Linked DNA regions of Homo sapiens: region 2 is linked to region 1. A link is an interaction called in ENCODE POLR2A ChIA-PET data of the cell type or tissue named here. Cell type or tissue: OCI-LY7. All regions are shown on one strand. Each heading gives the region's core, and the rest is flanking DNA. Links, peaks and the distances in the headings are about the cores only.

What was found. ChIA-PET counts read pairs that join two places held together with the same protein. Peaks named below come from ENCODE experiments on the same cell type or tissue, not always from the same donor. Only the 100,000 strongest peaks of a DNase experiment are listed, where the experiment ranks them.
Region 2: POLR2A ChIA-PET joins it to region 1 with 6 read pairs; 2 of 35 experiments call an interaction of 5 or more read pairs at or near these places.

The regions. Positions count from the first base shown.
Region 1 is chr19:42,481,942-42,487,313 of GRCh38, reverse strand. It overlaps LIPE-AS1 (LIPE antisense RNA 1), which reads right to left. Exons shown (of 3, transcript NR_073180.1): 2 at 2,091-2,218. It also overlaps the pseudogene LOC732229. Among named protein-coding and RNA genes, the nearest start is that of CXCL17, 42 kb to the right of the region's middle. In OCI-LY7, for the core only: no CTCF peak of the experiment used is centred there; no DNase peak of the experiment used is centred there.
Region 2 is chr19:42,153,193-42,158,564 of GRCh38, reverse strand. POU2F2-AS2 (POU2F2 antisense RNA 2) reads right to left here. Exons shown (of 2, transcript NR_186341.1): 2 at 1,044-2,858. It also overlaps a transcript of POU2F2 not described here. Among named protein-coding and RNA genes, the nearest start is that of POU2F2-AS2, 3.3 kb to the right of the region's middle. RefSeq lists an enhancer at 3,043-3,571. In OCI-LY7, for the core only: no CTCF peak of the experiment used is centred there; DNase peaks (open chromatin) are centred at 3,364 and 3,884; H3K4me3 peaks cover 490 bases; H3K27ac peaks cover 868 bases.

The DNA of each region.
Region 1 (5,372 bases), core at 176-5,175:
AAACTCATGAATAATCCACCCCATATGTAGCATATAATCAAGAAATAACCACAAAAATATCCAACCAGCAGCCCTCAGGGCTGCTCTGCCTATGGACCAGCCATTCTTTTGTTTCTTCTCTAATAAACTTGCTTTCACTTTACTCTATAGACTTACCCTGACTTCTTTCCTGTGTAAGATCCAAGAACCCTCTCTTGGGGACTTGATCAGGACCCCATTCTGGTAATAATATGACCCAACAATTGCACTCCTAGGTATATACCCAAGAGAAATAAAAACATGTCTATACAAAAACTCATACACAGATGTCCACGGCTGGGCTTGATGGCTCACCCCTGTAATCCCAGCACTTTGGGAGGCTGAGGTGGGCAGATCACTTGAGCTCAGGAGTTCAAGACCAGCCTGGCCAACATGGTGAAACTGCGTCTCTACTAAAAATACCAATATTAGCTGGGTGTAGTTGTGTGCACCTGTAATCCCAGCTACTCAGAAGGCTGGGCCAGGAGAATCATTTGAACTGGAAAGACGGAGGTTTCAGTGATCCGAGCAACACTCCATCTCTTAGAAAGAAAGAAAATGTTCATAAGCAGCATTGTTTGTAATAGCCAAAAGCAGAAACAACTCAAATGTCCACCAACTGATGAATGGATTTACAAAACGTGGTATATACATATAATGGAAGATTATTTGGCAATAAAAAGAAACGGGGCTGGGCACAGTGGCTCACACCTATAATCCCAACAATTTGAAAGGCCAAGGTGGGAGGATCGCTTGAGCCCAGTTGTTTGAGACCAGCCTGGGTAATACAGTGAGACTTCATCTGTATAGGAAAAAAATTTTAAGTAAAAAATAAAAAGAAATAAAGTATTGATACATGATACAACATGGATAAAGTTTGAAAACATTATGCTAAGTGAAAGAAGCCAGTCACAAGAACACATATTATTCCATTCATATGAAATATTGAGAATAGGCAAGTTCACAGAAACAAAGAAGTAGATTAGGGTTCCCAGGGGCTGGAGAGAGGAGGCTGAAGGGTGGGGTGAAAAAAGGAGCAATTACTAATGGGTATGGGGTTTCTTGCTGGGGTGATGAATATGTTCTGAAGATTGATTATGGTGACAGTTACACAATTCTGTGACTATACTAAAAATCAGGCACTTGTTCTTCAAGTCACGCACTTGGGTGTCTTCCAAGCATACTTTCTCTTTTTTTATTTTCTAAAGACTTTTAAAAATAAACTTCCAGCCAGGCGCGGTGGCTTACACCTGTAATCCCAAGCACTTTGGGAAGCCGAGGTGGGTGGATCACCTGAGGTCAGGAGTTGGAGACCAGCCTGGCCAACATGGTGAAACCTCATCTCTATTAAAAATACAAAAAAAAAAAATTAGCTGGGCATGGTGGCAGGCGCCTGTAATCCCAGCTGCTCAGGAGGTTGCGGCAGGAGAATCGTTTGAACCCAGGAGGCAGAGGTTGCCGTGAGCCGAAATCACACCATTGCACTCCACCCTGGACGACAAGAGCAAGACTCCATCTTAAAAATAAAATAAAATCCCTTTGGCCATGGGGATGGTTGGAACTCAGACCTGGCAGAAAAATATGGCTCAGGAGACTAACCAGACCCCGGGGCCCATGCTGTGTAGCACAGGATGTGGCTTTTATGGAAATCCTAGGACAAATGGAATGTGTTCAGTTTGCTACAAAGAACATCTTCAGAGGCAGCAGAATAGTGGCAGAATGAGCCCAATGGGGACAGCTAGTGGTTCCAACAGTCCTACCTCAGATTCTGCATCTGTACAGAGAGCAGACACTAGCTTAAACAACTGTGAAGGTGCTGCTGGCAGCACATCTGAAAAATCAAGAAATGTGCCTGCGGCTGCCTTGCCTGTAACTCAGCAAATGACAGAAATGAGCATTTCAACAGAGGACAAAATAACTACCCCGAAAACAGAGGTGTGAGAGCCAGTTGTCACTCAGCCCAGCCCATCAGTTTTTCAGCCCAGTACTTCTCAGAGTAAAGAAAAAGCTCCTGAATTGCCCAAACCAAAGAAAAACAGATGTTTCATGTGCAGAAAGAAAGTTGGTCTTACAGGTTTGACTGCCGATGTGGAAATTTGTTTTGTGGACTTCACCGTTAACTCTGACAAGCACAACTGTCCGTATGATTACAAAGCAGAAGCTGCAGCAAAAATCAGAAAAGAGAATCCAGTTGTTGTGGCTGAAAAAATTCAGAGAATATAAATTACTTCTTGTGAAGAGACTGAAACTTTGTTTTTATTTTAATACATCATAGGAAAACATTAAAGAGCAGATGCATGGCCATTTTTAAAAAAAAATAAATAAATAAAAATAAAATAAAATAAAATAAACTTCCACTCTTGCTCTGGGAAAAAATCATTGAGGAATATACTTTAAATGGGTGAGTGGTATGGCATATAAATTATATCTCAATAAAGCTTTTTTTTTTTTAAGAAAAAAAAGAACACTGAAGCCTGGATAAAGACTGTACCAGCTGGACAGAGTTTAGATTCAGTTGTAATATCCCATAAGCCCATTAAGACCCATAGCCAACCTGTAAAACTGCAATAATCTGAACTTTGACTTTACTTTTAAAAAAAAAAACCTAACATTGAAGCCTAGGACCCCATTTTTGGTCATTCCCTACCAGCTTTGTACCACTTGTTTAATTGATTTAATGGCAAACATAGCCAAAGTAACGATGTGTATTTACTGAGCATCTATTATGTGATAGCTACTTTTCTAGGACCCAGGATTCAATAGTGAGACATGTAGTCCCTGCATACAAAATGCTTACAATACATTCACCAGGTAATCTTGAGAGGGCATGGTAAGCGCTACACAGGGGTAAGTACTGGGTACTTCAGAAGCATGACCTGGGGTTGGGGTGTTAGCATAGCATAGCACAGAAGAAGGGATGTCTAAACCAAAGATAACTAAAGTTGATAAGAAAGAGGCGTAACAGGAGCATTCTAGGCAGACAGAATAACTGCAAAGGCCCAGATACAATAGAGAACAGGGGTATTTAAGGAATTAAAGTATGTGTTGTGTACCTGGAGTACAAGAATGGGGGAAAGGTGGGGGCAGGATTAGCACAGATGAAGCTGGAGAAGACTGAGTTCTTTTAAATTTGTAATATAACAACAACAAAAAAAGCTTGGGGGCCCTATTGAAGAGATCAAAGTGCATCCTGAGGGCAACAGAGAACCATTTAAAGGGCTTTAATATTAGGGAAAATGTGATTAGAATTTTGTTTCATACATCCACTTCACCCACACTGCAGAAAATGAATTAGAGTGGCATGGAATTAGACTGAAGACAAAAAAGTGGAATCAGAGAGAAGGCTGCTGCAGTGATCTAGAAAAGGAAATGGCTGAATCAGTAGTGTGAGTAAGGTTGGAAAAAGAAGTGGACAGCTTGAGAGATATTTAGCAGGTAGTATTGTCAAGACTGAGTGATCGACTAGATGTGGGGGTGATAAAAGAGTAATCAAAGATGGTGGCCAGATTTCCGGTGTGGATCTTTGTGGGGTACCATCCACTGAAATTTTTTTTTTTAATTTTTTGAGACAGGGTCTCACTCTGTCACCTAGGCTACAGTGCAGTCATGTGATCACAGTTCACTGCAGACTCAACCTCCGGGGCTCAAGCAATCCCGACCTCCTGAGTACCTGGTACTATAGGCACATGCCACCACGCCGAGCTAATTTTTTTTTTTTAAGACATGAAGTCTCATTATGTTGCCCAGGTCACAGGCATGAGCCATCGCGCCCAGCCATCTCTGTCTCTCTTTAAATGGAGATGGGGTCTTACTCTTTGCTTGGTCACAAACTCCTGGACTCAAGCAATCCTCCCGCCTCAGCCTCCCAAAAGTGCTGGGATTACAGGTGTGAGCTGCTGCACCTGGCTAAAATTTTGTTTTAAACAATCAAGTTTAGAGGCAAGATAAGTTCAGTTTTTTTGGACATGTTGCATATTCAAAAGCAGATGTCCAATAAACTGTTGAGATATACAATTCCAGAGAGATGGAGGGCTGGGTGCAGTGGCTCACACCTGTAATTCCAGCACTTTGGGAGGCCAAGGCAGGCGGATCACTTGAGGTCAGTAGTTTGAGACCAGCCTGGCCAACAAGGCGAAACGCTGTCTCTACTAAAAATACAAAAACTAGCCAGGTGTGGTGGTGGGCACCTGTAATCTCAGCTACCTGGGAGGCTGAGGCAGGAGAATCGCTTGAACCCGGGAGGGAGAGGTTTCAGTGAGCAGAGATCATGTCACTGCACTCCAGCCTGGGCGACAGAGGGAGACTCTGTCTCAAAAAAAAAAAAAAAAAAAAAAAAAAAAAGAGAGAGAGAGAGAACGAGAGAGATGGAGGACAGGCACAGTCGCTCACACCTGTAACCCCAGCCCTTTGAAAGGCTTAGGTAGCTGAATAGCTCGAAGCCAGAGGAGTTCAAGATCAGCCTGTTCAACATAGCAAGACCCTGTCTCTACCAAAAAAAAAAAAAAAAAGTTTTTAATTAGCTGGGCACAGTTGGCCAGGCACGGTGGCTCACACCTGTAATCCCAGCACTTTGGGAGGCCGAGGTGGGCGGATCACGAGGTCAGGAGATGGAGACCATCCTGGCTAACACGGTGAAACCCCATCTCTACTAAAAATACAAAAAAATTAGCTGGGCGTGGTGGCGGGCACCTGTAGTCCCAGCTACTCGGGAGGCTGAGGCAGGAGAATGGAGTGAACCCGGAAGGCAGAGCTTGCAGTGAGCTGAGATTGCGCCACTGCATTCCAGCCTGGGCAACAGAGCGAGACTCTGTCTCAAAAAAAAAAAAAAAAAATTAGCTGGTTACAGTGGCTCACACCTGTATCCCAGCACTTTGGGATGCTAAAGTGGAAGGATTGCTTGAGTCCAGGAGTTAAAAGTTATAGTGAGCTATGATCGCACCACTGCATTCTATCCTGGGCGAAAGAGTAAGACCCCATCTCTGTTTAAAGAGAGAGAGAGATGGCCGGCGTGATGGCTCACGCCTGTAATCCCAGCACTTTGGGAGGGCGAGGCGGGCAGATCACAAGGTCAGGAGATTGAGACCATCCTGGCTAACACAGTGAAACCCCGTCTCTACTAAAAATACAAAAAATTAGCCAGGCGTGGTGGTGGGCACCTGTAGTCCCAGCTACTCGGGAGGCTGAGGCAGGAGAATGGCATGAACCCAGGAGGCAGAGGTTGCAGTGAGCCGAGATCACACCACTGCATTCCAGCCGGGGCAACAGAGCAAGACACCATCTCAAAAAAAAAAAAAAAGAGAGAGAGAGAGAGATGGGCCATTCATCAGGTATCAATTATAACTGAAGTCACAGAG
Region 2 (5,372 bases), core at 325-5,324, 330 kb after region 1:
CACAGCAACCCTGTGAAGTGGGTGTTGGCACCTGTTACAAGACAAAGAAACTGAGGCACAGAGCGTGAAGGCAACTTGCCTAAGGCCACCCAACATGTAAGCAGTAGAGTTAGAATTTGAACCTGGGTTTGCCTGACCTTAAAGCTCTCATTCTTTTACCTCACCAAAACCCACCATTGTTTTTGGTATCTCCACAGTGTGGCAAATTTTTGCACTTTGGGAGTGAATTTGATTTCGGAGACCACCTGAAGTCTGATTTAGCAGCAGCTCTGATGAATTTAGCAATGATAATACTGGGGCCACTTGTTGGTTTTTCAATAGAAACTAGAGATGATTATACACTAGAGAGATGCTTTGCTGATGGAGTTTGTAAACTGGCCTTGAAGGCTGTTGCCAAAATATCAGGTGGTTCAAGAAAAAGTTCGGCCTCCTGAGGAGACATCTTTGAAGGAAGCCATACTCTTTTAGGTGTATAGTTTTGTTACGAAACAACAACTACAATAAACATCGCCCTCACCTGCTCTGTCTTTCCTTTATAGCCACACTTGGAAGGTGAGTGATGCCCCAAACATGTCTGGAGGCCTCCTCAATGCTCTATGTGGGAGCTGGAGCCCCAGGATGAGTGAGAGACCCCCTCCCAGCCCTGGGGTTGTGGTGGCCTCTGCTGCCTATGCTCCCGTGTGACTCCCCCTCCTCCTCTCCCTTCTGGCCCTTCCTCCAAATCTCCTCCCACCCACAGCAGGGCCTTCTCTCCACTCTGGGTTGGCTTCACTTCTCTACCTCCTCAGCTCCCCATCTAAGGCTCCTCAACTCTGAGGGCCTTTCTTGACCCATGGGCTGGATGATGCCTCCTTTTCCCTCCTGAGCACTATCACCGTATCTGATTATATTCTATATGGTTAATGTCTGCTCTCAGAAGCCTCTGGGTGAGGGGACCTCTCTGTTTGTCTAACACATCTGTCTATACTCAGTCCCTGGCACAGTGTAAGTGCTCAGCAAGCATGAGCTGAATGAATAAATAAGTGAGCAAACAGACACATAAACCTAGATCCATCCATTTATTCCTTCAGCCAACATTTTCTGGGATTCCTTGTGTGCTAGGCCTCGTGCCACCATCTGGAGATGCAGAGAGGCGGGAGACCCATGTGGCCTTTGAGGGGCTTTCAGGCTCGTGGGGGTTCAGGCACAGACACCACCAATCTGAACCAGGGGACTGCAGGATGCTGGGTTAGGGGAGAGAGGGATAGGCTGGCTGGCCTAGGGGGTCCTCAGGAAGTCTTTGGGGGTAAGGAGAGAACTCCTGAAAGGTAAGGAGAAGCCGAGGGCTAAGTTACATTTCGAGTGGATGGGAAGGGGTGTGGACTGACTGGGCTCCTACTCACTATTGGGGACTGTGTATGCTGGCCTGGCCTTAGAGTCCTCACAGCCAGCTACAGTCCCCTGGGTATCTGGTGCCCTCCAAGTGCCAGGGCAAGAACAGGGCTGTGGTACCACTTTGTCTCTCCTTCCCTTCTGTCCTTCCATCCTTCCACAAAAAGACACAACGGCCTTCAATGTGGAGCGGTCCCAGGGTCACAGAGGTAACCCAGACATAAGCAACAGGCATGTGCCCCAGGGTGCTCACACACCCTGAGGGGAGTCCTGAATGCCTCGGAAGCAGAAGCTTTGCTCTAGGTGAGCGGCTTTCATCCTGGGTCTGGTGAGGTGACGTGGAAGGAACAGAATTCAAGGCTGCATGAGGAGGATGTTTAGCCGCACATGAGGACATTCTCCCATGGCCAAGAGTGTAGGTATGGCGGGGGGGCTGCCCTGGGATGGGAGGCGCAGGCCTTAAGGGCAGTTCAGGTTCTTCAGACAAGCCGGAGAAGCCAGGGCGTGGTGTCAGGGACTTGTCCACATGCCCCAGGCCCAGTCTGCCTCCTTCTGAATTACACCCCTGGGGGCTTTGGCTAGTGGAATAGGGTGTGTGCTATTCCAGATGTGGCTTGAAGGATGGCTGGGCTGGGACAGAGCTTTAGTGTAGAGGCAGCTCTGGGATGCTGGTGGGCTATGGCCGTGTGGTGGGACCTATAGGGTGGTCTGTAACTGGCAGCTGTGTGATCTGGGTGGTGGGCAGGGGCACTCCTCGCTGGATGTGGAGTCCAGATGTGAGGGTCTGTTTAGCATTCTGGGGTGCTGGGAGGTGGCAAGAGATTGCTTGATCCTTTTGGCTGCCTGTGCTCTGTCACTGGGTGGGTGGAGACAGCTGTGGACTGGGAATATTTGTCAGCCATGGGGTGGGGATTATAGATGTGTAGGAGGTAAAAATGGCTTGCATCTCTGAGCCAGTTCGGGGACCAGTGGGTCCCTGGAATCCCTGACAGTCCCACAGCAAATGAAGGTCAAGTACCCACCATCCTGGTAAGCATGGAGCCCCAGGTGCCGAGAGCAGGCACTCGGCTCTGACTTCAAATAGAGAGACGTTCCTCAGGGCTCTTCGAAGCACTGGTGAGGGCTGGTAGGCAGAGAGAAGGCCTCAGAGAACGGCCCTGGGTGTTTTCAGCTGCGCTTGTTAGAAATCTTGATGCGCGCCCCACCCCCACCCCGTGGTTGTTGGGCTCACGCTGCCCTGCCAGGTCTCTGCCCCTGGCTTTCCTTCCTTTCCTCTTCCTCTCCCTTTGGCTCCAGCCCCAGCATCATCTTTCTTCCTTTTCTTAGTCTTCATTATGTGTCTTGGCCTCTCCATTCCTCCCTGGTCAGCTCCTTTTTTTCTGAGCTGGATCTCTGTGTTGAGTGTTGCCTGTGGGTTGAGTCTTAGCTTTTGTCTCCAGAGAGAGCCACACTGAGATCTGGAGGCTGGGGAGATCCAGAGATCCGGCCTGGGGTGGGTGTGAGGTGGGGTAGGAAAGAGAGGAGGATAAAAGGTGATTGAGGGAAAAACAAGAAAGGAAGTATTCACCCACTCCTAGCACTCCAGGACAGCTTCTGAGGTCCTTTACACAGTGATCCACCCTTGCTTTTCTCAAACTTTCAAGCAATCCTCCTGCCTCAGTCTCCTATGTAGCTGGGACTACAGGCTAGGACCACTGTGCCCAACCTTGCTTTTCTTGGGGACGAGGTGGATAGGAGGGCCAGAGGGATTGTCTAAGAAAGGGGAATCCAGAATACACCAGATGGGAGTGGAGGGAGAGGGAGACCCAGGGAGCATGCACCTCATGACAGAAACACAGAGAGGGGAACAGAGCAACGGAGAGGAGCAAAGAGGAAGAGGAAACAGCAGAAAAGTCAGAGGCAGGAAAGCAGAGTGAGGGACTCAGAGACAGAAAGGAACAGAGAGAAAGAGAGGGCGCGTGCATGCGAGCTGAGCGCATGAGAGTGCATCAGAGAAAGATGAAGGCAGCCGGGCTGAAGGCAGGGGACAATGAGAAAGAAAAAACAGTGCGGGGCAGCTGCAGCTGAGGCAGGTGGGCAGGACTGTGGGGCAGGAAGGAAGGACCTCACACCTGGCCCCCCACCCCCCAGGCTGGCCATGCCTGGCAGAGTACGAGGAAATTGGCCAAGGCCCTGGTGTGTGTGGACTGTGTGTGGAGGGTGAGGTGGCGGTGTGTGGTAAGGAGGGATGTACTGCTCTCCCTACCCATGTGATCAGGTCCCAGTCGGCTCTGGCTGGTCCCTGAAGCTACCTGAGATCATCCCTGTCCATTCACCCTGTCCCCTCCCCACCGTGGCTCACAGGGGCCCAGAGGAACGTGGAAAAAGGCTTGAGCATCCCTGACTTCTGGCCTGGGGAATGGGGAGAAAGGTGTGTGTGTGTGTGTGTGTGAGAGACATCACTTTGGACGTGATCCCCTTTCAGTTTCTCTCTAGCTTTGCCATCTCAGAGTCTCTAGTGGGTTACCAACTCCCCTCCACCACTATCTGCCGTCTGCCTTTTATCTCTCTGGTCTCCTTTCTCTCTCACTCTCACTCAGCCTTTCTGTTCCTCTCTGTGCATTGCCCCCTTTCTAGTTCTCCCTGCCTCTGGCCCCCGTTCTCTCTTTATCTGCGTCTTCTCTCTGTGTGGCTCCATCACTGGGTTTTCTGCTCTGTTGTGTGCTCTTTCTCTGTTTCTCTCTCCGTCTCTCCAGTCACTGTCTCTGCGTCTCTCTCTGTCGTGCTCTCTGCATTTGCCCTTCCTCTGCTCTTTTTCTCTGCCTTTGCCTCCTGGTTTTGGTGTCTGTGTCCCTTCCAGTCTCTTTCATCTTCTGTCTCTGCTTCTCTGTGCATCTCTCTGCGTGTGCCTCTGTCTCTCACTCTGCCGTTCTCTTTCTCTTGTCGTCTCTCGGGGTCTCTGGCTGTCCATCCCTGCCTCTGTTTGTGTCTCTCTCGCTCCCCCTCCCTGTCCCCCCCTTTTTTTCCTGTTTCTAACACCCACACTCACATCCTACCTCTGGAGTAATTGCTTTTGTCTGGGTTGGACTGGACTTGTGGTGGGGGGAGGGCGGGGGGAGCGGGTGGCGCTGGGGGGGTTGGGAGGGACGGAGGTCGCTTGGTGGAGTTGAGGTGGCATCCACCAAAGCAGGGGTGTTGAGGAGCAGAGGTACAGCCTGCCCAAGGTGCCGGGGGAGGGACGGGGGCCTGGGCCCATCCTGGCAGGGGTCTGGGGTCTCTGGCAGGGAAGGGAAAGAAGGCAGGCAGGCCCTGACATTGGGATTTGGAGATGATGTAGTGATAAAACCGGCTAGCCAGTGTCTCCGTGGCAGCCCCTGCTGCCTCGCCACCCTCCCCCACTCAGAGACTCAGGGTTGTAGCCTCTACACACATACACCGTGCCGTCTACACCAAGTCACCATGACACACACAGGGACACACCCAGAGCCTCCAGCCCACTTGTGGAAACACACTCGACCATCGGCACACAGGGACACACAGCATCACATAGACACACAGAGAAACCGCATGGACTCTCCGACACTCATGAGGAGAACCTGCTTCCAGTACACATAGAGACCACCGCGCAGATCCCTGAAGCACACGCAGCTGCCCACAGGCACAGGCACAGATCCACACGGGACCCATGGAGGCTCACGCACAGCAGCATCCGTGCTCAGACACACTCTGTCAGGGGCATGCGCACGCCAACACACACAGGCTTCCCAGAGCACATGGGAACACATAGCTACCCCATTAACTGGGGACAGAGGAGATCCCTGAGGTGTTCCTGGGATACATCCCCAAGGGACAGACAGAGACTTAGCGTCAGGGAAACACTCATGGAAGTGCATACACAGCCACCCAGTGCTCCTGGGACACATCCATGAACTCATGTTCACACACAGACATGACTCGGGCCAAGACGCTCGGGTATGTGCAGTCCTAGAATCCCCCAGCAGAGCCTGAGGACACATGCACAC